2 separate regions of the Mus musculus genome follow, and region 1 is linked to region 2. A link is a loop called in an ENCODE intact Hi-C map of the cell type or tissue named here. Cell type or tissue: left cerebral cortex. All regions are shown on one strand. Each heading gives the region's core, and the rest is flanking DNA. Links, peaks and the distances in the headings are about the cores only.

Region 1 (15,035 bases), core at 3,424-8,423, 200 kb after region 2:
ACAGCAGCTCTCCCCCCAGCCCCTCGGATTTGTGACTTGGTGCTCTGCAGCTGTATTTCTGCCTGTCCCTGTCTTCTGTACTAGACTATACTTCAGGAAATGCTTGGTCAGTGATGGATGAAGGCTCTCTGCAGAGGTCTCTAGTAAACAAAGCATTGGCCTGAGACAAGGGACAAGGAGCTACATTCAGAAATGCCCTGACTCCCTTGAACAGTTCCTACCTGGTCTGTTGCAAAGCTTGTTAATGCAAGAATGCCTACACTCATAGAGGCCAGCACTAAGTAACAGTGTATGTAAGCACACTGCCAAGATTTAAGTCTGCTAAACTCAGGACAAGTGCTGTCACTCTGGTGGGAATCCTTGTACTCAGGTCTCCTTTGTGCAGTTCACTTTACTATCACAGAGACCTTGCTGTCCCTGCCTGGACCTGGAGAGGTATGATCTGTTTGCCTGCTCTCAGTATCTCCTCCCCCCATCTCTTCACCATTGTCTCTGTTCACATTCTTAAAAGGACTGTGTGTGGCCTCTTGGCACAACTCAGGGCCCTATGTGTCTATCTCTGATTACCTGGGCTTCTTCTGACCACCCATCCACCAGCCTCCCACAGAGAGAGTACTAGTTGCACCTTTGCTCACCATTTTAGCCCAACTGCAGAATCAACCTATTGCTACGATCTCCAGTTCAGGGAATAGCACCGATGTGTGGGCAAATGCCCCGACTCCACCCCACTTTTCCTGCACCCCTCTGCTACCTCCAGGCTCCTCTCTCTACATCTTCTCTGCAGTCTTCTCATTTACTTCTTGCTACTAGAGTGATCTTTCTGAAAAGAAAATGTCTCTCCCCACGTTTCCACAGTTTAGACATCACTTTTTCCAGAAAGCCTTGCTGACCACTCTATCTGTATTTCCTGCAGGGAAACAGGGCACATGCCCCAATTCTCTGGATTTCTACGGTGGTGTGGTCTCTTGAGTAATCTTGATTGTTACTCCCCCTCCCCGGTCTGCTGTCCTCGTAAGTTCCCTCTTCATGTGACTACAATAAGTCTAGACTGGGGTAGATCACATAAGTGTCAGAGATAAGTTCAGGAAGGATGTGTGTCCTAATTCTCTCCAGGGAAACACGAGGAGAAATTGACTCGTGGGCTTCAAGAGGTAACCTCATCTTAAAGGAGAGGTATGTCAACAAGCAGTTCTTTTCTGTGTTGGCACTGGTCGGAAAGGTTGCAGCCTTTCTGTGAAGCATAAGAAGGTTGGTGGTCTATCTTACCCCGAATCTGAGTGAAGAGCCCACCTCCACTGTTCAGTCTTATATGAAATGTGACTTTACCCTGAAGGCCAGCCTTCTTTAGGCTCACTCTATCTGCTAATGTTCAATATAGGAAGAAAATATAAAAGCCCCATGATCCATCCTAGGAGCAAACCCTGTCAGCCTACCCTGACATATTCCATCACACTGAGCACACTGTTGTGCAAAGGGTACACTCAGAATGTTTGCTAAATGAATAATCTAATTTGCCTCTGATGAGTCAAGGGCGCTTAGGAGTTTTATAATGTTCTAGGACTTTAACAATGAATAGCAGTCTTCAACTAGCTGTGCTAAATATATCCTGGTCCTAGGCCCTCACTAGAAAAAAGTTTCTGTTTGTTTACAGGAGAGGCTCTATACTGCGATGATGAAGCTTTAAATAGAACAAGTAGAGCTGAGCACTGTACAATGAAGCAGAAGTTGGATGTGCACTGCCTGCTAGTCCTGTTTGCACCATGGTCTGGTACTATGACAAACCCACTGACCTCAATGGGCTTAAAGGCTAAGGGCTGAGGACAATGAAAAGCAACTTCAAAACAGCGTGGAGATAGGGCTGCAGGGATGGTTCAGAGCTAAGACTGTTTGCTGCTCTTCTAGGAGACTGGAGTTCTGGTCCCACTCGGTATCCATACCAGACAGCTCACAAATGCCTGAACTCCAGCTCCAGGACAGCTGAGGCTCTCTTCTGACCCTTGTGGATACCTTTACACATGTGCTTGTGCATACACACACACACACACACACACACACACACACACACACCAGTGTGGCAGATGCTTTCTAAGAAGCTGGAGGACATAGTATGGGTCATAAGGTCAGATGTGTACTGAGAAAGCTTGCCACAGGATCATCTGCATTGCACCAGAACATAAAAGGACAGTTCACCCAAAGAGAGGCAAGCAAAGTAATAGTAAAGAGGGTGTACTTGACAAGAAGCCCGTCCTGGCTGTGTGGGGAACGTAAGTGACACGCCTGAACTGTGGTGAGATGCAGGTCTGCTGTGGGGCAGACAGGAGTCCCCACAGCCATTCACTAGAGAGCAGCAGGAGCTTCTTAAGCTGGAACAGGTCAACAACAAAAGATGCACGGCCTCAATGCCTGGCTGCTGCGTAAAGGTGATGGCTTTGGACAGCTCCAGTTTTCCGATGGAAAAGCAGGGGCAAGTGAGTTAGGGGTAACGTGGTAGAATACAGTAGTTTTAAATTTTCCTTTTTGTCTGAAAAACTCTTGTTGGAATGGAGGATGGAAGGCCGATACTTTTAAAGAGGCTCCTGCTGAACTTCGTATGTATACATGTGTGACATGAGGCCTTCCTTCCTCTTCAGCCACCCTTTCCCATGGGGATGGATCTGGTCCCAGCACAGCTGCTGACTCCTGTATGACGCAGCTCAAGTGGCCATGCCTCTTTTACTCTGCTCACAGGCCTCATCAAGTGGTCAGACCTGTAATCTCTGAGACCAAACAGATTGTAGGAGTAGTCTGCCCCTTTTAACAATTCTCTGGACCAGAGTTTTTTAGGCGGTGTATCTTGTATGGGTTTTGATCTGCCTCAGACACAGATAGCTGGACAGGGCCTGGGCAGCCCAGTTTAGACAGGAAATAGGCTCTTTCCTCCATAAAACATTATGATCTTCCTAAGTGTGTCCTTTTGAGAGACAGGCACTCTTGTTGCAGATAGAAAGGAAAACATCCAGAGAAGTCCAGCTCTCATCTGGCCTCCCAATCTCTTCCTTCCGTTCCCATGGCTCCTAGCTCTCTGACTACAGGACAAAGAGCCCGATTCTACCTGTGCACTGGATAGATAAATAATGGCCCGTGTAGCTAGAAGGCAATGATCAGTATGGCTGATGAGTCAATGAGAAAGGGAATGCGGTCCACCTCGGCTGTTTCCATGGAGACATTCCTCCACACCTTCCCCACTACTTCCTCTGACTGATTCTGGTCAGTGGAAAATGTCCTTGTATTTAGAGAGAAAGGTTCCAAAAGAAAGCTTGTGCTTTTCTTGAGAGGGTAGCGTCAGGGGTCCCAAGACACTGAAGGAATGCTGAGATCTGAGAGACATTTGAGAGCTGTTTGCTGAAAGCAAGCATGCTACGAGGAGCAAGTGGCTACAGAAACAAGCCTGGTGCGCTGATCCAAGAGTCTGATGAGGTTTTTACTCCAACTTCCCTTAGACTACCTAATATGGCAGCATAGTAGAAAGAAAACCAGTGAGTCTGGAGAATGATAAGCTGAGCCCTGCTCCCTCCTCAGGCCACGGCAGCACCAAGCCCCGGCCTTGGTGATCTGGGCAATGACTCTTAATGAACCCTCCCCAGGCATTGGGCTGGTATCAGGAGTGTGGAGCATGCTCACACCCGGCTGGAAAGTGCTTTGTGCATGTGACAGTAGACACAGATGGTGCAATACAGAGGGCTAGACTGTTACTACGGCAACCTCCAGCCATGGCTTTCTGAGGCTACACAGACTATTCAGGACACTACTATGCAAGAAGAAACAAGTCCAGGAAATATCTATGTCAGAAATTAAATAAAATAAAATGAGCCAAGATTCTCCCAAGGATGCTGTTCCCTGATGTTCTACTTGAAAGACATGCAATTTCTAGCAAAAACTGAAGAGTGGAGACTACCACAGGGAATGGCATTTGTGGCCCAGAATTCTAAAGGCAGCAGGCAGAAGTACAATTTTGGGTGGAAGGGGTAGTAGACCTGTATGGTTTCTTCTTGTCTGCATTGATGAATTATAGGTCCTTAACTATGCTGGTCATAAACATTTACCAAGTATTTACTGCATATAAAATACAATGTAGCAAACTTTTTTTTAAAGAGATGTTCTTGTTTTAAAAAAAACTCTTTTTATTTATTTATTTGTTTGTTTGTTTATTTGTTTATTTATTTATTATATGTAAGTACACTTTAGCTGTCTTCAGACACTCCAGAAGAGGGCGCCAGATCTCCTTATAGATGGTTGTGAGCCACCATGTGGTTGCTGGGATTTGAACTCTGGACCTTCAGAAGAGCAGTTGGGTGCTCTTACCCACTAAGCCATCTCACCAGCCCGGCAAACTTTTTAAAAAAGTACTTTGGAATTAACTGCGGATTTCTGTTCTGAACCATTCCTTCCTGACCCTGCCAAGACCACCCTGTGCCTGGGTTTCCTAATCTTAAAATGATGATAGTGATAGAACATATATTTGAGTTGTTAGGAACATTGCAGTTTAAGTCTTAGAATCACAGTTGACTTGCAGGAAGTATAGGACCTATTACAATCTTTCTATGCCTCTGTTTCATTATCTGTAAAATGAACATGATAATTATATCCACATCAAAGGGATGTTTTGTGAGCACTAGGCAGAAAAAATTCATGTGCAGCAATCAGCATATTACCTTCTAAATATTAAGTTTACAATAAGTACTAGTAGGTTTTATTCATAGATTTTAAAAGAAATCAGACACCCAGACACAAACAATAGCTCATGCAAAAAAAAAAAAAAAAAAAAAAAAAAATCCTGTCCTTGAATGGTTTTACCAAAGACATTAACCTTCCTTCACTCCGAGTTCCAATTATCTACAAAATACTGCTGGGTGCTAATTATGCTCCAGAGTGACCCCCCCCCCCCCAAGTATCTGTGATATCTATTCTGACACTTTAGATTGCCCTTTGTCCTCTGTTGGGATGGCACCACATTACTATCTGAGGGGCTATTTGAAAAGCTGGCTTTGTGAAACAAGAACAAGGCAAGAAGAAGCCTTTGGACCCTGGCACTTGGCAGGTAATAGAACAGCTCTGTTTTACCGCATGTGGCTCCAGGAGAAACCCATATTACTGCTGAACTGTGTACAGTTCCTGTTATCACCTGGCAAAGACCTGACCACAGGACTTACATTTGCTGCCAAGAGACCTGTGAGGTTCCCCTGTATTAGCACAAGTAGAATCTTGGACTCTAAATCACATTTATCTGGAAAGTCCACATATGCAAATGCTTGAAGAAACTCCCTGCCTCTCTTCAAGGCAAGCCAGCCACCTCATCCAGAGACAACCAGCTTCTAAAGAGAATTACACAGGCTTGCACACTGTGCAAAAAAAACTTTCTCTATTAGTTGACCATTGATGACACCTAGTGGCTGGTCAAGAGGCCAGCATGTGGCTCCTTCTCTCATTCAAGACGCAGAGAAATGTAACAACATGCCTAAAGTGAAAAACAACTGCAGGAAATGTAGAAAACTTAGATCTCCTGGCAGTAAGCAAGCGCATGCATTCGCAGTGTTATAAAATAGCATGCTAGCTTGCGTGTACCAAGGACTTGTTCATTAAATGGCTTGCCTGGTAAGCTTGAGAACCTGAGATGCCCCCAGCAACCACACATAAATAACTGTGTTCTGTGATACACAGTTGTAATCCTAAAGCTGGGAGATGGAGACAGACAGGCTGACCCCTGAGGCTCACTGGACAGCCAGGTTAGCTTAGTTGGCAAGTTCCAGGCCAGTCATCTGAGAATTATCACTCAACGCTGTACTGTGGCCTCCACACCCAAACCCACTTGCACATTTACCCATACATAGAGATGACTCTGCTGCCAGACACTACCAGGAGCCTGCTGTACACTTGCTTACCATGGAAAAGGCCTACATTGGAGAGTGGCTATCATTAGTCTTGCTTTAAAATTGACAGAATGTGGTTTGAGGTAATAAACCTTGTGCCTTTTTAGGTTATTGGGCTAGATACTAACATACTTTTAATGATTTTCCCCTATTTTTTCCAAAGCGTGTGTTTACTACTGATTGTTCATTTTGTGTGAGGCCTTCACATTACATTAGCTCATACAATCCTAGGAGTCAGAAGGCAGCTTTCAAATGAGGTATTTATGAGAAGGGTTGGAAGAGAGAAAGAATATTCTAATCTTACCCAGGATTTGTGTATATTTGATTTAGCTTCATAGCAGAGGGGAAAAATATACTAGAGTCCTAAGACTCTCATGATAGGAAATGGAAAAATGAACCTCCAAGTGGTTCGAAGATAAGGTGCTGTCTGGGGGAATGCAGCCAGCGCTCAGTGCTTAAGAATACTTCTTTGGAGAAACTCTGGAACCTGAAAAGCCAGACAACATGGCCTCTTGGTTTTATTAATGATTTCAAATGAGTAAAACACTCAACCAACTCACCTGACTACATCAGAGATTAGGCAACTCTCCACTATGCTACCTTCACACCATCTCCCTCATCTACATACACAGCACGTGCTTTCCTTGGTAGGACAAGCAGGAAAACTCTACAGTAATGCCATAAATAAAAAAGCACAGGGTCCAGTCAGGACCAGCAGCCACTGCCCCTTCCTTTATCTGGACAGGAGAGTGGACAAGACCGAAGAGGAAGTTTCTGGTTGCTTTGGAGGCTAAGTTGTGTCACCTGCTGCTTTTCTGGAAGCTGTCTTGTGAGAGGATGTTTTGCTGAGGCAGACACAGGAGAGGCTGTTTTGTTGAGAACACACATGTGGTGTTTTTCTGGAAGCTGTCTTGTGAGAGGGCATGTGGTGTTCTGCTGGAGCAGATGTTTGAGAGGGTGCCTGCTGCTTAGAAAGAATATAAATACAACCCTACCGAGAGAGGATGCTCTCGCACTGGTTCTCTGCAGTGCTTCGCTGGTCTTTGCTGCTGCTCTTGCATTAGTATGCCTTGCACTTTGCTGGTCTCTGCTGATCTTTGTGTGTTGTGACTTTGCAGAGAGAAACACACCACAGAACTTCTCATGGTATTCCGGCTGGTTCTTGCCGCTTCCATGGACTCATGCCGATGGTCAGAGCCTCTCCGTCTCTTCTGGATTGAGCCACTGCTACTGATTTGTGTTTAGTGTTTTGGACGGGACTGATGATATCCTGACAACGAAGATTAGAATTGCCCCAAGGAACTACTTCTAAACAGGTCCACAAATGCTGTTTCCCATTAGCCTTTCTTTTTCCCTACCTCTTTCTGGTTTGTGGGCTGGAAGAGAAGTTGAAATGTTTAAGAACCTTTACAAAAGTAGGTTTTGCACAATCTAAGTTCAATAAGACCTGTAACTCTTGTAAGACTGACCCCTCCAACCAGGGCCTCCACATGGCACAAGAGAAGACCATGGTAAAGAAAGCTGTGCTCTGTCAGTCTGCTCTGTGTGGAAGCTCACACGTAACATCCAGTTCTAAGAGACGAAAGCATCTCCGTAACTCTGCCTGCCATTCCTACCCAAACCCAAGTCCCTGATGTAGGAACTGCTGCAGTCACAGGATTCCTACATTCCTGGCTAGCCGGGAAGCCAGTCTCTGACTTATCTAACTTGACCTATGTACTATAAACATCTTTAGAAAGGACACTGCTACGTTATCTGGCTCATAGAGGCTGCTATGCCCAAAGAATTGAAAAGAAAGTGAGGAATTCCAGAGCCAGAGATGCTTATAAAGTCATCTCGGTTCATTCCTACCCGATATGGGAATTCTCTCGAACTATTATTTTAAAGGGCCAGAGGTCTACAGCTCATTTGTTAAGCGTGCTTCTCCAGCGTGTACAAAGCTCCAGGTCCTGCAATCCTAGCACCTAAGAAGCAGGAACAGAGGGACCAGAAGTTCAAGGTCACCCTTTGTGGTTAGCCTGGGTTCCATAGCTCTGTTTCAACACATGTGTACAGGATTTTTTTGTATACACCTATATATGTATATAGTTAGCTTATACATCTCTCCATTTAGTAGAATATAGTGATAGAGAAGCAAAGACCACAGATCACTCTGATTGTGTGTGTGTGTGTGTGTGTGTGTGTGTGTGACACACAGCCTTATTCTTGCCTTGCTGCAGCCCAAACCTAGGGCCTTATGCATACCAGGCAAGCATTTTACAAAGCTCTGTCTCCAACTCTTTGCTTTTATCTTAGCAAAACCCTGTCTCAAAAATTACAATTCCTTCTAATCTTTCCTGTGTCACTTCAGCAAAAGCATCTCTATGTGGGATTCTTTGTAATACAACTTTTATGAACAACCCACTGTGGTGCTTCTTTGAGGCACAAGTCTCCTTATGCTGCTCAATTAAAGTGGTCCTTTCTCCTTGACTCTTGAGGAGCAGGACCACACAGTCACCACTGACACGAGCACAAGTGCCTTTTACTTAGTCAAATCCTTCCAACTTCAACATCTTACTGTACTTACTTTAATCCCAATCTCCTTCTAAAGGATGGAAGAAAGACAGATACCCAAGCAGGCAGACACACAAATACATAGACATGTATTTCCTATTACTAAGGGCTTCTCTTATATAACTATATTATAGTTAGTCAACTCAGGAAATGAGGGTAGGTCTAACCAACATCCTTATTCAGATTTTGGCAACTGTCCTACAAATGTCTATTATAGTAATTAAGAAAATCTAAACGTATACACTATTTTCAGTGTTCTCTCTCTCTCTCTCTCTCTCTCTCTCTCTCTCTCTCTCTCTCTCTCTCTCTCTCGACAGGATTTCTCTGTATAGCCCTGGATGTCCTGGAGCTCACTTTGTAGACCAGGCTGGCCTCGAACTCAGAAATCCGCCTGCCTCTGCCTCCCAAGTGCTAGGATTAAAGGCGTGCGCCACCATGCCCGGCTTAACACAAATATCTTAGTTGATATTTTATTGCTGAGAAGAGATACCATGACCAAGGCAACATACAAAGTAAAGCATTTAACCTGGGGCTACTTATAGTTTCAGAGAGTTACTTCATTATTAAGAAGGGAAGTGTGGCAACAGCAGACAGGCAAAGTGATAGAGCAGTGGCTCTGAGTTCACATGTGATCTGCATGCTGCAGGCAGAGAGAGAGAGAGAGAGAGAGGGGGAGAGAGAGAGAGGGAGAGAGAGAGAGGGAGAGAGAGAGAGGAGAAGTCAGGGATGGAGGGAGGGAGGGAGGATCAGGTGGAGGAGAAGAAAGGGAGGCTTTTGAACCTCAAAGCCCAGCTCCAGTGATACATCTCCAACAAGGTCTTATCTCCTGATCTAACCCTTCCTGAATAGTCTACCAACTGGGAAACAAATATTCAAATACATAAGACTATAGGAGCCCTTCTCATTCAAGCTGTCACAGAAAGGGTATCTCCTGAGTCCTTCTTTGTATTTGACAATTTGGGTATTTGTTAAGAGTAGAATGTTCCACAATTTGAAACTGCTAGCTTCCTCTTTCTTATAAGGCACAAGTATGTAACTTTGGCAGTGGTACTACAGACACAATTATGCATCACTTTAAAGGACAGGCGAAACGATATTTGGATAAACATTTCCTTGTAAAATTCTGGGAGTATGTTATAATTTTTCTATAATTCTAAATTGAATCCCTGTTAAATACTTATCTACTGGCTTTTCTCTAACAATATCTTTCCTTAACAAATTAAAGGTTGTTGAATATTTTGTTATTGTTAGTACTTATTTTAAGATTTTTAGCTTAGACTGGCCTTGAACTTACTAGGTTATTTTATCCTACTAAGTTTTAAAAATATTTTCTATCTGCACGCAGCAAGGAATTCTGTCTTAGCCTTCCTAGCCCTGAATATTGACATGATATTCTGTCCTTAACTCCCTATGTAGACCAGACTGGCCTCAAACTCGCAGACATCTGCCTGCCTCTGCCTCCCAAGTGCTGGAACTACAGGCGTGTGCTACCATGCCTGGAGCACTGCTGTTTTAATGGCCTTTTAACTTAAAGTATGACTATAAAAAGTCCTGTCCTCTCATGACCCCGAACACATCTGTTTGTTCTCTTGTTCAGTTAGTCAGTTCATATTTACTGAGTGTCTACTCTGAACAAGTGTTCTAGGAATTGGATAAAGTGCTTCAATAAGGACACAAAAGAACTAATACAGAACAGGGTGGACAGTATGAAATACACAGGTGAGAATTTCTGAATATATGGGAGGAGTACTCTAAACCAGCAAGGAAAAGCCTGGTTCTTCAAGAAAGGCAAATAAGCAGGTAAGGCTGGAACTGGGAGCCCAGAGGCAAGAGGGTGGGGCCTCCGAGGCATGGCCAGTTTCATCTTACATCACAACAGGCCTTTGTATCCACGCATGCTACAACTGTGGATTTAATTAACTGTATAGCAAAAATATTCCGGGGGAGAGGGTAGGAAGTCATGTTTGTATTGCACATGTACAGGATTGGGGGGGGGTGTCACTATTCCCTCAACAACACAGCATAACAGCATTTATATAGGACTTGCATTGTATCTGACAGTAAAAGCAATCTACACAGGAGAGGGCCAGGTGTGTTGACACACATCTATAACCCTAGTATTTGGGAAGTCAAAGCATGAGCATTTTGAGGTCAAGCCAATTTGAGATATATATCAAGACTTGTCTCAAAAGTCAATAATGTACATATATGTACATTATTATGCAGGCACATACCATTTTATACAAAGCACTGCAGTATTAATGGCAGATTCCTAATGGTGGCTTTACTAGTGGGGACAGACATCTAAAAAGAGAGAAAGATACTGATGGCTGTGTGGACATGTGCATGTGCTCCTTCCATGACAGGAGTGGCAAGGAAGGTCAGGGTGAAGATGGGTGTTGAAAACGGAGATCAGCCAGTTCTAGGGACCCATCTAGTTCACCAGAAATTCTAGCTTCCCAGGACCCACTGTCACCTCTAGATGTCCTTAGAGGAAGAAGATGAAAGAAAAGAGAGGGGTTCCCTAAGAATTTGTCTTGGGTGAAACACAGCCCATCAACTTGTTCTGGATGAAGCCTGTTGGGGTCTCTAGAAGCCTGAGGCAAAAAAAAAAAAAAAAGTTGATGATACTCTCATCTTTTGCCTATATAAAAGCGAAATACTAAAGACAAAATATTTAAGAACTTCCTCAATAGTTATTAATGCCTCTGCCAAGTGTTTTAAAAGCTAACAATAACTTACAACATGTCCATTTTCTTTTAAGGAAAAACAGTCACAGAGAAGCACCTGCCCCGACATATGAATACTACAAGATCTCAGCAGTGCATGTATGTCCTCAGGCGCTGATGTGCACCCAAGGTTCTGGAGAGAGGAGGTTATGGAAAAAGCAAACACTAAAGCTATCACTAAACAGCACCACTGTGTCTGTCACTTGGGGGATGGAAGTACTGCAGTCGAACAAGGATAATGGGTGAGACTTTTCCTACAGATGCTCTCCATTTATAAAGCACACAATCAACGCTGAACAACTGGGCCATGGCACTGTCCCATCTCTTTAAATGATGAGATTACAGGCCTCTGCAACACTGGCTTATTTTGAATTCTTCTTTGAATACACAGAAAGTAGAGCTGTGGTAAGATTACTCCTTAATTTAATTGTAACTAGAATCTGCCCTCCCCCTCCCCCTCGGCATTTGCTAGTAGTAATACCAACAACTTAAAGTAAACTGATTTTGTTTTCAAGACTCTAGATATATGTATTCAGTTCACAGTTGAAAGTTCCTGTTTTCTGATTGATCACCTTTTTATCCTTGACAAATTCTTTTTAATGTTTGTTTTATTTTTTAAATTGTTCGTGAGTGCAGATACCTGCTAAGGCCAAAGGTTGGATCCCTTGGAGCTATAGTTCCCGGCAGGTATGGGCCACCTGGTATGGACAGTAGGAACTGAACTAAGGTCCCATGAAGAGCAGTGTATGCTCCTAATCACTGAGCCATCTTTACAGCCTCCTTGGTAAAGTCTTAAAGAGGGAGACGATGCACAACACTAGTGATAATTTGATGTGAACCACAGCAGTGGTAGGTTGTCCTAACTGTTCACTATTGTACTGGCTGGTTTTATGTGTCAACTTGACACAAACTGGAGTTATCAAAGGGAAAGGAACTTCAGTTGGGGAAATGCCTCCACGAGATCCAGCTGTAAGGCATTTTCTCAATTAGTGATCAAGTGGAGAGGGCCCCTTGTGGGTGGGACCATCTCTAGGCTGGTAGTCTTGGGTTCTATAAGAAATCAGGCTGAGTAAGCCAGGAGAGGCAAGCCAGTAAGTAACATCCCTCCATGGCCTCTGCATCAGCTCCTGTTTCCTTACCTGCTTGAGTTCCAGTCCTGACATTCTTTGGTGATCAACAGCAATGTGGAAAGTGTAAGCTGAATAAACCCTTTCCTCCCCAACTGCTTCTTGGTCATGTTTGTGCAGGAATAGAAACCTTGGCTAAGACAACTGTGTACTTAACAAATATGAAATGTCAATTTAATGGCGTCGTAACCATTTCACTCTTTACCACTATAAACGGGTGTCCAATTCTAAGCTTCTAATAATACTCTCAAGGCATGCAGAAGGAACATTCTATGCTTGGGATGGTCTGTGACAGTCATTCTCTAGTCCTCCTCCAGGGGGCGAGGAGAGCCAGTGTTGTACTGGAAAAGTCACCCTCACATTGATTTTCCCAAAGGGTTTTCCCCCCATCCCTTTTCTGCTTAGTACATCTCACTCAGACTGATGAGCAAAGTGCTTTAGCTCTTTTATGCAGAGAGAGGCAAGAGACACTTAAGGCCGAGAGAGATCGAGTACACGTCAGCACGTATCTGTACAGTCTTGCAGGCTGGATGGTTCTCCTAAGGCTTGGGTCACGGCTTCCAAGGCTCCTTTCTAAGGCCTCCTCGGTAGAGCTTTTGGTCAACCACAGATGCACGGGAGGCCTGAGAGTGAAGGCCTCCCTTCATGGGGTAGTGGTGGGACTTCATCATATCATACAAGTGCTTGGTGGCCACGAGTGACTCTGGCAGCAGTTCTCTGCAACCTGGGCTGTCTTCCCTTCTTTGGAAGAGTCAGGAGTCCTCACTGAACAACCAGGCTTAGCCCCTACCTCCTGCCAAGAGCCTGCTGTAGGCTGGGGGTTGAGTATGCTGATGACCACACAACAGGGCAAAGGGAAGGCCTGGAGGTGGGGCAGTCAGTCCTGCTACACTTACTTACACTCAGATCCAACTTTTGTAGGTTCTAAGTTTTACATTACCTTGAGAGTCTTCTTTAAACAAAGACTACAAAATTAAATCCAGTCCTGTTTATATATACTGAAGTCAGATGATCTGAAAGTTAGGGGATCATTACAAGTTTGAGTATAGTCTGGTCTACCGAGCAGACCCTGTGTCAAAAACAAAAAAACAAAACAAAAAAATAACCAAACAATGCAAAATTTGCCAGGTCTCTTGAGCTACAGGAATGGGAATGGTTGACTGCTGCCACCATAACTGAGACTCAGGAGGAAAATCACTGTCCTGGGCCCTGCTTGTGGACAAGGTTGAAAAGGCAGACAAGGTATGCCTATACATTTTTTCTTCTTCTAAGGCCACTCAGAGTAGACTACAGGTTTGTAAAAAGAAAAAAAAAGGTCTTATGACCTCAAGTGTAGGTTAGATACTCACTAAACGTTTGGTAACCAACCGTTTAAAGTGGTCTACTCTACGCCACAGACCCATCTACCGCTTCCCTTTTTGCAACTGCCTAGTCATATTTTATCTTCCAAATAAAGGAAGACTGTTGCTCAAAAGGTGTTGTCAGGACCAGCACAGGCATGGGTTTCTTGCTCATCTGGTTATTCATTCACCAGAAGAACACAGGCATGTGTTACAAAACAGACTACGAAACTAGCTCAGCCCAAACCAGTGCATACACTCCCTGTACGTACTACAGGACGACGAGACTGTAGCTCCATCTACTTTGGGCTGCCCAGGGTGGGGGTGGGGGACTGTTGGAGTGAGTGCCTGCCACATGAAAAGGCACCTTCCCGCTTAGCCTGTCTGTTCCTGTCTGCACTGGGCTATCAGCACATGGTTCCAAGTCCTGCTTTCCCCGTTCTTCCCAAGGGAAGTCACACGCTCTGCTTAGCTTCCTGTTGGCACCTGTTCTTTTACGGAAAGAAAGCAAAATAAACATCTGCACTTAGAGCAGTTATCTAATATGGCTGTAAATATGTATTTTCCTAATCCTTGTAAAAAAATATATACACAATCTGGTAGCAAAATCACTGTCTCATTTTAACAATGAAATGAGATCTAAAAAACGGAAAGCTGTTTAATTAGGTCAATGTGGCTGCTTTATATATGTACTAGTTTGGTAACTAAAAGCTTCTCAATTGCCAAATGTTCTTCCTCAAACAAAACAGACAGTAACTTTACACATAAAAGTGCCTTCGGGTTGCTGTTCATCGCTTGTCACAAGGAACAAAGCATTGTTCAAATGCATGTCCATTTGCATTTGATACCGCGACAGGAAACAACGGCCATCATAAGCGCAGTGCCAGTGTGCCGGTGCCCACTCCAAGCACTGTAAGCTTTCCTTTTCTTTCCATGACACTGGGTGCATTATCCCCATGAAAATGACCCGATCTAGGTTACATGGAGGAAGTTAATCCTTACTACCTAAGCTCTGAGTTCTCACACTATATGACTAATGAACTTCATAACACCGGCATTTTTTAAAAATAACACTATTGGTTAAGAGCACATTGTTCTTGCAAAGGCCTCCTACCTCCAAAGTTTGGAAGTTCACAGCCATATGTAACTTCAGGGAGATATGGTGCCTATGAACCTCTAAGGATACATGCACATATTGACAGACAGACAGACAGACACACACACACATACAAACACACACACAGGAGAATTTTAAAAGAAAATAATTTTTAAAAGGAGAGCTCTTTATACAAAAACCTTAGATTGTATACCTTTATGCCTCAAAATTTATTCACAAAATATTAAATGGAACCTAATAAAAGAATGACACTATTAATCTGT
Region 2 (15,035 bases), core at 5,836-10,835:
CACTGGGTGGATGACAGGAAATTACACGTATCTCCCTTGGTAATCAGAATGGTAAACAGAAATGTCAGGTAGAATTAAATGACAGCAATGAAGACATGCACAGATCACCTGGGGCGTGACGTGACATCCTGTGCTCACGACCATCGTGTGTTAGCTAATGTGGTGTTAGGCAGTGCTCTCACCCCCTTGGAGGAGACTAATCTCTCTACTTTTGTGTGTATGTGCCCTGGGATCAGAACCAGGTGTAGTGTATGCTAGGCAAGCACCTCTTAAAATGGGCTATACCTCTAACCCTCTTTGTGGTTTAATTCTGAAAGTTAATTGAAATAACCCATCTAAAGGGTTGGAAACATGGGCTAAATGCCAGGCTTGGTTTCTTACTCTTGTTTGTTTCTTTTCTATTTTTAAGATTCATTCAAAAGTCTTTAAATGGTGTGAATATGAATGAGTGTAAGTACCAGCAGAGGATGTCGGATCCTGGGCGGCTGGATTTATAGAAGTTCCGTGTTGTCCTATGTGGATGCTAGGAACCAAACTTGTGTCCTCCGCAGGCACAGCCAGTGTTCTTAACCTCCCAGGTCATCTCCTTAGCTCTCAGGCTGGGCTTTGAGGCTTTGGTTTCTCCCCTCAGAGAAATCTGCTGAGAAAGAAAACTCAATTTGACTTTTTTTTGTCTCAAGCCAGTGCACTAGGTGCTGGCTATACATATCTTATGAAATTTGAAAGGGCCCACAGTGGTGGTACAAAACACACTTTTAGGTAAACATCTGTGGTGTTGACATACCAAGGTACATGAGTCAAGTCTTACTGGTACCAGTCCCACAGTGCACACATTTGCTATTTTCACTAAAAGGTCTCTCATCTTCTCTTATAAACTTTATTATTTAAAAGGAACCTTGAAAATACAATCAAACAACACACATACACCAAAATGAAACAGCTCCAAGGCCTATATACCTCAATGAACTTCTTTTTATTTTATTTTAATTTTTTAAAGATTTATTTATTGATTTGTTATGTATGTGAGTACACTGTAGCTGTACAGATGGTTGTGAGACTGCATGTTGTTGGGAATTGCATTTTTAGGACCTCTGCTCGCTCCGGTCAACCCTGATCGCCCAGGCCCAAAGATTTATTTATTACTATACATAAGTACACTCTAGCTGACTTCAGAAGCACCAGAAGAGGGCATCAGATCTCATTATGGGTGGTTGTGAGCCACCATGTGGTTGCTGGGATTTGAACTCAGGATCTTTGGAAGAGCAGTCAGGACCTTTGGAAAGCAGTCAGTGCTCTTACCCACTGAGCCATTTCGCCAGCCCCTCAGTGAACTTCTATATAGTTAGAACAGCCATTCTGAAGCCATGGATGGAGCTTCACACTGGATTTTACACTTACACTATTGAATTCTGTGCACTCTTTCCTTTAAAAATGAAACAAAACAAAAATAAAGGCTTATACACTACGCCTGGATGCTTCTTAGAAACTATTACCGATTAGGTGAGCATAGCCATCCTGTGCTGGAGACATACACCTTTTGTCATTCTTGGAGTCTAGTTTGAAGAGAGATCAAGAACTGCTGGCTTGACCCTTGGAAAGGACAAGGAAAACAGCTGAGACCTCTTAGGTTTGTGCATCTCTGCAGGAAATTTGGATCGTCCAAGCAGGGAACATTCCAGGGTTCTTGGCAAAAGGCTTTTTCAGGACTAGTATGGAGAATGAAGACATTCCTCAGCCTCTCCTCCTCAGCCTTAAGAACAAAGAGTGCCTTTGGTGACACTCTGCCTGCTTCTCAGATCACTTCCTCTTCTTCCATCCCCTTCCACAGTGAATCATGTTACCAGGAGCACTGGGTTCCCAGGCTGAAAACCTGCATGTGCTTGCCTTTCTCTTTCCTCTCTTCTGTGTGCCTTCCCCAGCCTCTCAGGTCACTCAGATCATTCACAAAGTCTGGCTGAGTCTTCCCAAATGCTGGCTTGAGGTTCTTCTCAACTACTGATGACTGTTCAGCATCCTTTTCACCTTGACATTGGCAATGATTTATAACTCCACCAGACCGCCAGAACTTTTGACACTAAATAAAAAGGGAAAGTTGTGAAGCAAAGGCAGGAGGATTTCACCTTGGGGAGTTAATGCAAATAGGGAAAAAAAGTTGCCCCTGTAGGGTTGAGCAGGAACTGTGTAAAATGTTTACACAGACCGCTCCTTCATCAAGATGGCCTGAAACAAAGCATGTTGAAGCTTTCTTTTCCCCCATCCTTCTCCTTTTCCTCAGGAATCCTATGCTCAGGTAACTTCCTGCTTCATACACCAGCCCAAAAGACCTTTGCTCAGTGACTGGAGGAGGTTCCTTTTTTTTTTTTTTTTTTTTTTTTTTTTTTTATTTTCAAGACAGGGTTTCGTTGTGCTGCCCTGGCTGTCCTGGAACTCATTCTGTAGACCAGGCTGGCCTCGAACTCAGAAATCCACCTGCCTCTGCCTCCCAAGTGCTGGGTTTAAAAGCGTGCGCCACCACTGCCCGGAAAGTTTCCTCTTGAAAAGATCTTTTTAAAAATTATTTTCTATTTAAGAAATAAGAAAACAGGCTTGGAGAGGTTGGGTAACTTGCCAAATGTCACAAGTAAGTGATAAAGCGTTAATGCTATCACAGGTAATCTGACTTTTCAGGCCTCATGTTTTGTCAATCATACTAAAGTGGGAAGGACTAACAAGGCCCTTGCATAGTGGCAAACCCTGCTGCAGTAGGAGAGCCAGAGAAACACGGTGCTTAAGTTAATTAGGCATCATAGATATTCTGAAGCCCGGAGGAAGAACTGGTCAGCTGCGTTCATGACCTCTGCACATCTCGGTCTGGCTTTCAGCATAGTCTTCAATAACTAGGTGTAAATATTTCCATACAAACATTGAAAAATACTACATAATTGGGAAATGACCCAGTGGAAGGACCATTTCTACCAACTCTGCTCTGAACCTAAAATTGTTCCTTTAAGCTGCTACTAAAATGGTGCACAGTCTCTGGGTGGGAGGATTGGACCTTGAGCCCCTAGTGACAAGGATCTTTCTCCTTCTGAGGGGCTAGTAGAAAATCTCAGGCCACAGAAACAGTTGCCACAGAACATTCTGTGAGCTCTTCTCTCTGTTGGAAAGCAGCGGTCTGTCTCGCGGGTCTTGGCCATCATTTCCATAGGATCAGTGTGCATGTGGCTGATTCTGAAGCTCCTCTTCTCTCTTTCTTCTGTCCTTCCTCTCTCCTCCCATGTCCATCGTGTCATTATGGTTTTAATCTGAAATGTCCCCCATGGGCTCATGGTTAGAGCACTCAGATTCCAGCTTATGGTACAATTTTGAAGGCCATGGATCCTTTTCACTGGGGCCTTTGGAGGTTATACTCACTGCTGGCTCAGCCTGTGGTACTTTGTCAAGCCGAAGTGGGAAGCCTCTATCACATACTCCTGCTACAAGACTTCTTATCTATGGTGGACTAACACCTCTTTGAAAACCATGAGTCAAAACAAAACCTCCCCCTTTGAGGTTGTTTCCGTCAGATATTTTGTAAGACAATAAAAAATAAAAAGTAACTAATGCACATGTATTAAGCATTCACAGTACTGGAAGCACAATATGCACAATATAAAGTGAACTTGCTCCTTTGCAGACTTAGAGTTCCCATCAGGTGGGAAGAATAGGGACATCAGAGCGCAAGTGTGCCAATCGTGGTTCCAGCTCCAGGATGATAGCAGTAGCTGTGTGATCTGGATGAGTCAGTCAGCTGTCTTCTCTGTAACTTTCCCCTACATGTGCAGGATAAGGAAACACTAGAATTTACCTCATGGGGTTGTTGTACCATGACAGGAATATATAGCATTCATGTAGAATGGTGCCTGGCCCATGAAACACTAGAGGGAGTCATGGGTTGAGTGTCCCTTGTCTGAAATGTTTAAGTCCAGGAGTGTTTCAGATTTCATTCTTTTTAAATTTAGAAATCTTACTATATTTGTGTGTGTACACATATACTTCATACACATTCAAATAAAATATATATACAAATTTAAATTATATATATAGATACACACACACACACACATATATATATATACATATATGCACTATGTGGTGATGGGATGGAACAAAAACTGAAAATACCTTTTATTTATGCCTCATGTATACCTTATACAACACCTTGAATGTACTTGCATTGCATTGAGACTGTCACATAGGGTCAGATGTGAAATTTCCACTAATTGCATCCTGTTGGGATTTCAGACATTTCTGACTTTAGGCTCTCGGATTGTGGGTCTAATCTGCACTGTTACTTGCACAGAGTGGCTTCAGTCCTGGAAGCTGTGTTCTGTCACTTATATCCCCAAGGTAAATTGCCCTGTGTGTTAGGTAGCTAGGCCCAGCATAGCCCTCTCAGCTAGTGAAGTGAGCATCCCTGACTACAGTGGTTTGGTTTTACATGGAAACAGTCATTTCTGTCACTTTTCTTTGCCTGAAGTGACTTCTTTTTTTTTTCCAAAAAGGGGGTAATTCAGGATCTAAATCCCATAAGGCTGAGTGCTAGGCTGGCAGCGAGCCAGGGAAAGCAGGTGTAGCAGTGAACCAGGGAGCACGGGTGTAGCAGTGAGCCAGGGAGAGTAGGTGTAGCAGTGAGCCAGGGAGAGTGGGTGTAGCAGTGAGCCAGGGAGAGTGGGTGTAGCAGTGAGCCAGGGAGAGTGGGTGTAGCAGTGAGCCAGGGAGAGCGGGTGTAGCAGTGTTCAGGTTTCCAGTTCCCACCTCAGATCTCCACTGAGCTTTGTCAACTTTAGAACCCAATGTGATGTGTACAAGTATGTGCATGAGTGTCTACTAACGCACATGCATGCATATGTGCATGTGCCTACATGTGTACAGTATGTACATGCAAATATGTATGCATACACATATACATGTAAATACATGACTGTATGAATACACATGTGTGTTTGAAGGTATGGGTATGAGTGCAGTTATATAAGCAAGTGGATGTACACACACACACATATATGTATGTATATATGTGCTGTTGTGGGCATGTGCATGCACATATGTGAAGATATGCATGACTGTGTGTTAATTTGCTTTGGTGGGTGCACGTGTGTGTATGCCTGTGTGCATGTGTGTGTGTACATGTGTGGGGGGGAAGTATGTATGTTCACAAGTGTTTACTAATGAATTCAAGTGTGGTCATGTGTGTATATGCACGAGTAGGTATGTTTTGTTTACACATGTTCATATGTGTCTGTGCGTCTGTTTGTAAGTATACCAAGCACACACTTGTGTGGTCATGTGCATGTATGTCTGTGAATATGCATTTTATGCAAGTATTGTTTTGTATGTATATGTGGATGGTGCTTGAGGTGTCCTGGGGTAGAGTAGAAAAGGACCTTGGATCAGTACTATCCATGAGTACGCAGATGCCTAAACTTATTGTTCGACTGGTATTTCAATGTCTATTTGTCAGGCCCTTTCTTTTAAATATGCTGCTAGGAATAATTATTCCTCTCTTGAGGACTTTCAATTGTAAAGTTGAGCTATTGCATGTGTGTTTGGCGTAGGTCAACAAAGTGGCCCTGTCTGGTTCTGCTGCCTAAGCAACGCCGCCTGTATGGTCATTTAATTAAAGCTCTCCCAACGCCACTGAGAGCTGCACTGTACTGCTTGATGTTGCTTTCATATTCATAGTAACAGAGGACTCAGAGTCGGCACGCCACGAACATGTGGGCAAAAAGATTATGCAGGTCCTGCTGACTCCAGGCTCTGATACAAGTGTTTCCACAGACAGTGGGTGCTGCAAGGTGATGTTGAGAGTCACGCTGTTACTCAGGGATAAGTAGGGCTCAAGTGCCTTACCCAATCAAACCTGGAACAGAATGTTACTGAGTAAGCAGGACAGGCCAGTGCACGTTCTGATTCCAGAGGCACCACTTACTGTGTGTCTCAGATAAGCGTCTTAGCTCCTCTGTGCATCTCTCTTCCTGTTTGTTTTTTGAGAAGGAACTTCATGTAGCCTATGTATCCTTGAATTCCCGATCTGACTTCTATCTCCCAAGTGCTGGGATTACAGGCACTTGTAAAACTCCTGCCTTTGTGTTTGAAAATGCCCTCAATCTCTTACCTTTAAACCCAATGCAGAGAGCACCGACTCTGCATCCTTAACTCCCACAGCAGTGACATTTAATTCAGCTCAAACAACTTGGCCATAAACCCAGTCCTAAGTGGACAGTAAGTTTCTCTATTCTCTTTGTTTTACTTAATGTGATTTTTTTTTTTTTAGTTTTTTTTATTCCACTTTATTTCTTTGTATTTCTCCAAAACAGTGATATCTCTCTCTGTCTCTCTCCCTCCCTCTTCCCCCTTAATGTGATTTTTTTTTTTTTTGAAGATAGTGGTTATAGACTATAGCTCCAGATCCTACTAGAAAAGATACTCAACTAACCCCCTGCTCTGCAGGAACTCCTGGCCGTGCCCAAGATGGCTCTGTTTCCCTTTGAACACTGTGCAAAATACAGACAGCAAGGGTGAACTTGAAGATCCAATTATCAAAAAAAAAAAAAAAAAAAAAAAAAATCATGTTCCGACTTGGCCTTGCCATCTCACTAGGGCAGAGTGTTCATTTTTAAAATAATGATAAAATTAAACAACAACAAACAAACAAATAAACAAAAAAACCAACAAAATGCAACATACAATAGAGCCCACTTTGGAACCAGAAGGATGAATGTGGGAATTTGCTAGGAAAACAAGAAGGGACCCAGTCAGGACTAAGTAATGGATTACCTCTGTGAGAGTCTCATCTCCAGCTTCTTTGTCCACTCATTTATTATCTCAGCAAACACAAGCAGGCCTTATCCTGGTCTGGGGAGTGTGACTCGTGTCCAAGAAGTGCACATTCTAGTGAGCAGACATATCTGTGAGAAAGTTGTGCACAGGGCGCATGTTTTCTCCTGGGTCCTAGCTTCTTACCAGCGTCCAGATATTGTCTGAGCTTAAGGCACAGAATGAGAAATCCCCTGGCTAAAGGCATTTCCTTCCCACTTTCATTTTAAGATTCCACTCTTAAAGAAATCTACTGGAAGACTGGGTGCGGTGGTGTACAACTATAACCCTAACACTCAGAAAGCTGATGCAGGAGGATTAGAATTCTGGGCTAGACTCAGCTACCTAGAGAGACCCCCTCTATACCCCCAACCCCAAAGAAAGTGAGCTATTATTGATGAGCATACTACTTATTTTTTTCTTGTTACTTACAGGAGGGAGGGCTTATAACTTGGCTCACAGCCAGGAAGACATGGTGGCAGGAGCCTGAGGCAGCTGGCTCACCATGTCTGGATTCAGGAAGCAGAGAGTACGGGAACTTGGCTCAGTTACTCCTTTTTACTCAGTCTAGGGTCCCAGTCCCTGGAATGGTGCTGCCCACGTGTAGGGTGAGTCCTTTCACACCTAATGCCTGATCTCCAAACTTATTGTAAATCTTCTCATGTTGACAGTTAAGACCAACCATCACAATGAGCAAGGGGGAAAAAAAAAGAAAGTTGTGAACCAGAAAAACCTGCCCACTCCCTTTTCTGTAAAAGCTGGGGATACTCCCATGACATTACCTGAGACTCCTGTGTGGCACTTGAAAACCTGAAGGTTTTACTTTTACTTTTTTCTATTATCTTGTATCGCCTTGTGATGTATTTTCAATGCCCTGTTCCTTATCTGCCTTAGCAAATTCAAGCACTGTTGTCTGCACCCATGTTGGAGAGGAGATTATTGTCTCCCTTTTTGAAATAAAACTATAAGAAAAGACCATCTTTGCTGGGCTTTGCGCTCATAAATAGGTCAGCTAACTAGGAGAATCGTAAAGCCCTTCTCTTTTAAGTGGACTTCAGTTACCTTTGCAGGCAGTTGGGTCAGGAGGGAGGCCAGCTGCTGTAACAGTGTTTCCAGCACCATGCTCCCCCAACACGGGGCTTTGTGGGAGTCTATGGGCTTTCTCCAATACCATTTAGCATGACCCTACTGTGACCCTGCAGAGGCCAGGTTAGTGTTGCCACTCTTATGCTACAGATAAAGGGGAAATATTCTGGGAAGTAAAATGACAAGCTCAAGTGGCAGAAGTTAGTTTCCAACAGGGTCTAATGGCACGGACATGCTAATTACTTAACAATGGCAGAAGATGAGACAATGGTTCTTGCTAATCCACATATGACATAGCATGAACATTGGGGTAGGGGAAGGGAGAAGAGTCTAATTCTCTCTTTCCTCCTTTCTTTTCTGTTCTCTTTCCCTCTCTTCCTCCTTCCTTCTAGTCCATTTGAAAAAGAGACGAGAAGGGAAGAAGAATTTATCAGATTAATAAGCAGATAATCACAAATTAGCAGTCAAGTGTTATGGAAGTTGAAATGATGCCGCAGATTTGAAGCAGTGTGTCAGAAACATAATAACCAAGGCTGATCTATAGACAAATGTTTAAAAACAAAACAAAACAAAATCAAGACGTTTCTTAAATTACAAGTTAGGACGGGGGATAAAGTGTAGCGGTTGTCTACTATACACAAAGCCCTAGATTTCATCAGCCCCAACAGCCCCGCCCACACCGACACAGAGATCAGACAATTGCTCACATTTATTGCCGGCAGAGACGATTTAGACATTTGCCACATGGGGGCGCTTGATACCATCAGGTCATGAAGGAGAGCTTCCTGCTAGACCAAGTTGCTGAATGGCTCCTCCTCACCCTATTCACTCTATGTCACAACAAGGGCTCAGAGGAATACACAGCTCCACCCCGGAAGACCTAAAAGTACAGCAAACAACGTAGTGAACCCCTTGTGTCAGCTGTCCAGCTTCAACAAGCACCAGCCGCACTGGGTCACCTTTCCTCTTAATGTCTCACTGCTATATTCCCTCTTCTCATTATTGCAGTTAATCTCAGACGTAGACACATGAAGGTCAATGTTTTGGTATGTTTATGACAGTTTGAGAGAAAAAAAAAATGATTACTAGTCAGTCCCGCCACTGTTAAGACGCCCGACTGAATGGGGTGGATAAGCAAGAACATTTTGTAAAGGACTATGATTTCATGCATTGTTATTCTGCCCTCCAAGAAGATACGAATATCGTTATTTAGTTCAAAGGTGAGCGTTGGGGAAGAGTATCTGTGCCGAAGATGGGCTGGGGACTCAGCATCACGTCACACCAAGGATGTGTTTTCCGTGTTCTAGTAGAGTGCTTTCTGCTACCTATACCTAACAGCACTCTGCCATGGCTGGAAGCTACCAAGACCTTCCAATGTCTGCCCTTTTCTTCCTGTGTCCCATGTACTCACCCAATTTCCCAGGCACTAGGTTAATCCCTTCAGATTACTCCCTTCTCAGATGGAGGAAGAGTTTCCATACTCAGGATTCCTGGGGAGAATTAAGCTCCTTATTTAAAAGGTTGTTTTCTCCCATTGCAAGCCATTAGAAAATGTTATCCAGCAACCTTGACGAACTTGTAAATCAACTGATAATAGGTGGGTTGTTGTGACAGTGTACATCATAGTCCTGGCATCCAGGAAGCAATGGCAGAAGGATCTCAAGTTTGAGGTCAGCCTATACAGTGACCTAAATAGCGAGACTTGTTTTGTTTTGTGTGTGGAGGGATGGCTCAGTGGTTAGGGGCACTTGCTGCTTTTACAGAGACCTGAGTTGAATTCCCAGCATCTGTGTGGGGCAGCTCATAACTTCTAGTAACTCCAGCTCTAGGGAATCTAACACCTTCTACCCTCTGCAGCCAACAACACACATGTAGCACATGTAAATAAGAAATATCTTTACGTGTATATACATATATATATATGTGCATATATATATATATATGGTATATGTATATGGTATATGTATGTATATATAGTGGTTGGGATAAGTTTTTGTTTAAAAACTAGGCAATTGTATTTAAATGTGTTCTTAAGTAGATGACTTTGAGTTTGTCTGTGACAATAAGGGATTAAATGAATCCTTGGTGACTTGGGGGAAATGGTTTAACATTATGAGAGAAGGAAATTGGCCAGCCATGAAAACTTAAAAGCATGATAGACTTCAAGGACTGGCCTTATATCAGTCTTCTGGTGAGAAGGACACTTGGCCAGCAGACCTGAATGATGAAGTCCTTTGGCAAGGCAATCCCTGTAACGGTTGAGAACTCCATTGACAACTAAGCTGGGGAACACATTTCATTTAACACTTGTTCACCAAGTCTCCTTTGAATAATTTGGCTTTGTAGGAATGGACTTTTCAACAGGGCGAGAACACGTTGGTCTGGCCAGTATGAACTTTTAGCAGTGTCGAAGCTGATTCTCTCACCACAAACAAATCAGCTGGCTTTCGGGTCATACCTTGGCTTCTGTGTTCCCTTGCCCTGGAGGAGATATTGGTCTCTCTTAGAGGATTCGCTTTCTCCCTGACAGCTTTTGTCCAGTCTGTCATCCAATGAACACACAACCTGTGCTCTTGGTTTGTCTGGTTGCCTGAGGGACGAGTTTTAGGCAGAGAAAACCAACAGAGACATATCTACTCTTGAGAATGAGAACAGAATGCAGAGGTCCTGAGATCTCAGAGAGATTTAGTCTCTGGACACGATGCTCCTAGGCCACTGCACAGGAAACTGAAGATCTCCATGCCTTAAAGGAAGAGTTGGGATTCTTGTACTCCCACCAACGCGCCCCCCCCCCTCAAACCAGTTGGTTCAATTTGGCTAGCGAGCTATCTTATTCTCACTGACAGGAGACCAGGCAGTTCTCAGAAGAACTGTGTCATGTTACCTCCTTCTGTTACATCTTTTAGTGGCTCTTACCTACAGTATCAAGTTCCCTTAACAGAAAAACTGAAAAGCTGATTGCTTCTCCAGCTCAAACATTAGACCTCTGTGTGGCTACAAGGCACACTACTATTGAAGGTGTAAAACGAAAATTGCCACACTGTTTGGGCTTGATGACATACATCTGTAATCTCGACACTTCAGAGTAGAGGCAGGAGGATCAGAAGTTTAAATACAAAAAGAAGAGACCAGGGAACCTGATAGATCCCTGGAAACTTCTAGGTAAAGAGTTGTTTGAGCAAGGCCAATAAGGAAATCTAGGAACAGGTGAGGCAGAGGTAGCCAGAGTCGCTCTCCACAGAGAGCCTGGTTTACCTGCTAGGTGAAAGTCATTGGTTTGATGTGTATCACAATGTTTGAGCACTTGGTCCCCAGCAGGTCCCCAGCAGGTTCTGGGAAGTTCTGGGACAAATTAATATGGGGCCTAACCATTGAACATAGGCGCTTGACAATTATAGTCTGCCCTGCTTCTGGTTTTTTGGTTTTTTTTTTTTTTTCTGTTTCCTGTTGTTACAATCCCTCCACCCAGGACATATCTGTCCCAGCCACTGTTCCTCTTTGCTATGATAGACTGAGCCTCTGACACCATTGGCAAAGCAAATCTTTCTTCTCTTAAGTTGTTTCTGTCAAATATTTTCTCACAGCAACTAGAGAAGTAGCTAACCCATCCACCATGGCCTAGTACAAGTGTTCTGTGCTAGATGGGCTGGCCTTAGTCCTATAGACAGGAGCCATAGAGATTCCTACTCCAATTCCAAGCTATTGTGAAGTTAATCCTCTAGAAACTCAAAGCTTAGAAAGAAGGAAAAAGCAATGGTAGATATCTTCTAGGAGATGAAGTGGAGGGATCCAACTGTTGAAATGGTCTTGACCATTGCAGGGCTCCAACACCAAGCATAGCACTTGGCATGCTGTTAGGGAGTAGATTACTTTCTGTGGCTGAATTGGAAGCAAGAAGTGGGTGGAATGGAGACTTGGATTCAGCTTATGCCAATAACCAGTGAGCTAGAATGACCTATTGAGTTTAGCAAATGTACTGTAATCACATAAATTTGTCTTGGTTTTTACTGCTGTTAAGCACATTATTAAATGTCTCAATGATCCCGAGAATTCTCCTGGCAACAAATGCCCTCTACCTGAGAGGTGCAATTGGAAGCTTAGACTCGTGGTTGTGGCTCCTAGCACTCTTCACCAAAGCACAGTAAATGGATCTCATGTGCCAGGTTGATCCAAGCTGTGTTCTTCTCCTGATGACTGTCTCCCTTGACCAGTGGCCAGGTACCATTGCTTCTAGTCCCAACTGATGAAGGAAAATTCACAGTCAAAGGCACAGCCTTAGCTGATGCTCTTTTTTTTTTTAAATTTATTATTAAGAAAAACATTTATGAGGTTAAGAGTATAGCTCAGGGGCTGGAGAGATGGCTCAGCGGTTAAGAGCACCGACTGCTCTTCCAAAGGTTCTGAGTTCAAATCTCAGCAACCACATGGTGACTCACAACCATCCGTAACAAGATCTGACTCCCTCTTCTGGAGTGTCTGAAGACAGCTGCAGTGTACTTACATAGAATAAATAAATAAATGAATCTTTAAAAAAAAATAGCTCGGGGGCTGGTGAGATGGCTCAGCGGGTAAGAGCACTGACTGCTCTTCCAAAGGCCCTGAGTTCAAATCCCAGCAACCACATGGTGGCTCACAACCATCTGCAATGATATCCGATGCTCCGATGCCCTCTTCTGGTGTGTCTGAAGACAGCTACAGTGTACCTACATATAACAATAAATAAATCTTTAAAAAAAAAAAAAATAGCTCAGAGATAGAGTGTTTGGCCAGGGCGTGGGGGTGGGGTGAAAGAAAAAAAAAACTTCCATCCTTTTAGCCTAAGAAAATGTTCATCGCAGAAAATAACAGAAAATGCACAAAAGTGATTAGGGGATAAAAGCTACCTATAATCCTAATAACCATATAACGATAAACAGTCAATGTTTGTATTGGGGCGTGTTTCTTCTTGCTGGATTGAATTTAGGGCCTAATGTATGCCAGCTAAGTGCTACCATTGTGATGAGCTATACATACAGCCTGGTATACTTCTTAAAGACTCTTTAACGCAAACACACACACACACACACACTTTACACTGTTAAATATGAGGCTATATAGTATATTTCATTTGGCACATCACTGTGGCCTGGTCCCATATTACAATCTCCAGATTTTCACTTCAAATTTCTCCCTAGCCTATGCCATCCTCTGAAGGCATACTTTCCCTGTATCGTTCTCCTGTTCATTATCCTCAGAGGTTTCCTACCCTGACTTCCTACACATAAATTCCAAGTCATTTTAGACATTATTCAAGGCCATTCAGCTTGATTCTCCATTGCTCCTTTCATTACTTTCCTACATGTAGCAGATGATGCAGCAAAAACCTGGTATCTCTCCAGTCCCTTGCTGCTGTTTCCAGCCTCTGTACTAAGTGTTCCCTTGCATCTGGAAGGTTGTCCCTTCTGCATTCCTAGCTGTTGGAATCCCAGGCCACTTCCTAAGCTTCACTTAGTGATGATCTTTTTTAGAAAATTTGTCTTCATCCCAAGGCTCCCAGTGAATGCACTACAAACTGAGCCAAGTTTTTTCTTGATAGGAAAAAAAAATATTATCACTCTTGGCAAATCCTTACAACATACAGATGTGTGTGTGTGTGTGTGTGTGTGTGTGTGTGTGTGTGCCTATCAGAATCAACATACTTACACATACAGTATGATAGGTTGTATAAAGAAAGATTAATTAGAGGGCACACTTAACAATTTCACATATCACTTCCACTATTATTTCTATCACTTATTAAAAAATTGTATATGTCTACAGAAGTGTGTACTTTTTGTATACATATGTATATTTACAACAACAACAACAATAAGGGTTTTATATTGTATTTCCTGAAGATTGTCACTTCTAAGGAAATCTCATAGCACCTGTGAATCCTGGGTGCCTATAGCGTTTGGTTAGGGATACATATGGAAAGGCGCCTGAGTCTCATCTTTGCATTAATCTGGTTAGTAGGGCTCCTTGTTTTTCTGCAATTAAGTTGATAAATAGCTTTTAATAAATTCACAGAGCTGGTTTCATGGAGACCATGAAACTTGACTGGGTGGATTTCAATGATGTGCAAGTTGTGAGTTGGGTTTAGTGGTACAATTAGACTCTCCAGGTTATCTCTTCTTGAAAGTGATAGCATTTAAGGCCCCTTTCATAGCTGAAGAGTTGGATTTGAGTCAGCCCTGTAGAAATGTACAATATGTCAAAGCCACAAATAGGGCAAGGACAGGAGTTTCCTATGGATTGTCTTCCCCAAGAGAAGTTTCCAGTTCTCATAAAATTCTTCTTTTAAGTTGCCTTTTTAATAAAAATTTTGTAAATTTAATGTGTATGAGTGTTTATACATATGGTATACCTGGTGCACTCAGAGGCCAGAAGAGGGCATTGCATCTCTTGGAACTGTAGTTACAGCTGTAAGCCATCACGTGACTCCTCTACAACAAGTGCTTTTAACCACTGAGCCACCACATCTACACAGTATCTATCTTGCTGTGTATCCCAGGTGGGCCATGAGCTTATAGTCATCCTGCCTCCTGATGGCTGGTCTGGGGTTACAAGTGCAGCTAACATACCCAGACCATGGGCTGACTTGTTTTAGGGTAATCAGGATATGACTGTGCAGGTCCAGCCTTGCCCAGAGATTAGGTTGCCAAAGTGTTTGGCTGACCTTCCTCCGTTGTTAAACCAGTAAGCTCCAAGTCACACAGAGAAGAATCCATGGTAGGTTCCTGTGACACCCAGACTCTCTCAGAGCTGTCCATGTGTGATGAAGCTTTCTGAACCCTGGGCTTTATCCACTCAACTTTCTCTTTTCACGGTAGTCTCTCCCTAGATCCCATCCACCCCTGTGGCTTTAAAACCACCTCTCCACAGTACAACCATCCATTTCAGAGACCCATGCATCTGACCCTGATTTGTCACCACAATCTGCATCAATGCATTATAAAGTCTACCTGTTTAAAATGAGGAAATCAGCAGCTCTTTACTATCTTTTTTTTTTTTTTTTTAAACTAGAGAGGTATTATCATCAATGCCTCCTCTTTCTTGCAGCCCTGGCTCTTTAGCCTACAATGATGTAACAA

What was found. A loop is a pair of places that touch in the nucleus more often than their neighbours do. Peaks named below come from ENCODE experiments on the same cell type or tissue, not always from the same donor. Only the 100,000 strongest peaks of a DNase experiment are listed, where the experiment ranks them.
Region 1: it touches region 2 in a loop (6-fold over the local background); 41 of 42 quality-filtered maps call a loop at or near these places.

Annotation. Positions count from the first base shown.
Region 1 is chr6:66,953,057-66,968,091 of GRCm38, reverse strand. The region is part of intron 3 of Gng12 (guanine nucleotide binding protein (G protein), gamma 12); the gene reads right to left. Among named protein-coding and RNA genes, the nearest start is that of 4930597O21Rik, 36 kb to the right of the region's middle. In left cerebral cortex, for the core only: CTCF peaks have their summits at 4,242 (motif pointing right) and 5,431 (motif pointing left); DNase peaks (open chromatin) are centred at 3,692, 5,407 and 6,808.
Region 2 is chr6:67,152,600-67,167,634 of GRCm38, reverse strand. A430010J10Rik (a long non-coding RNA gene) reads right to left here and starts at 9,834. Exons shown (of 3, transcript XR_001785271.1): 1 at 9,335-9,834; 2 at 6,799-8,803; 3 at 2,527-3,791. In left cerebral cortex, for the core only: a CTCF peak has its summit at 8,663 (motif pointing right); a DNase peak (open chromatin) is centred at 8,664.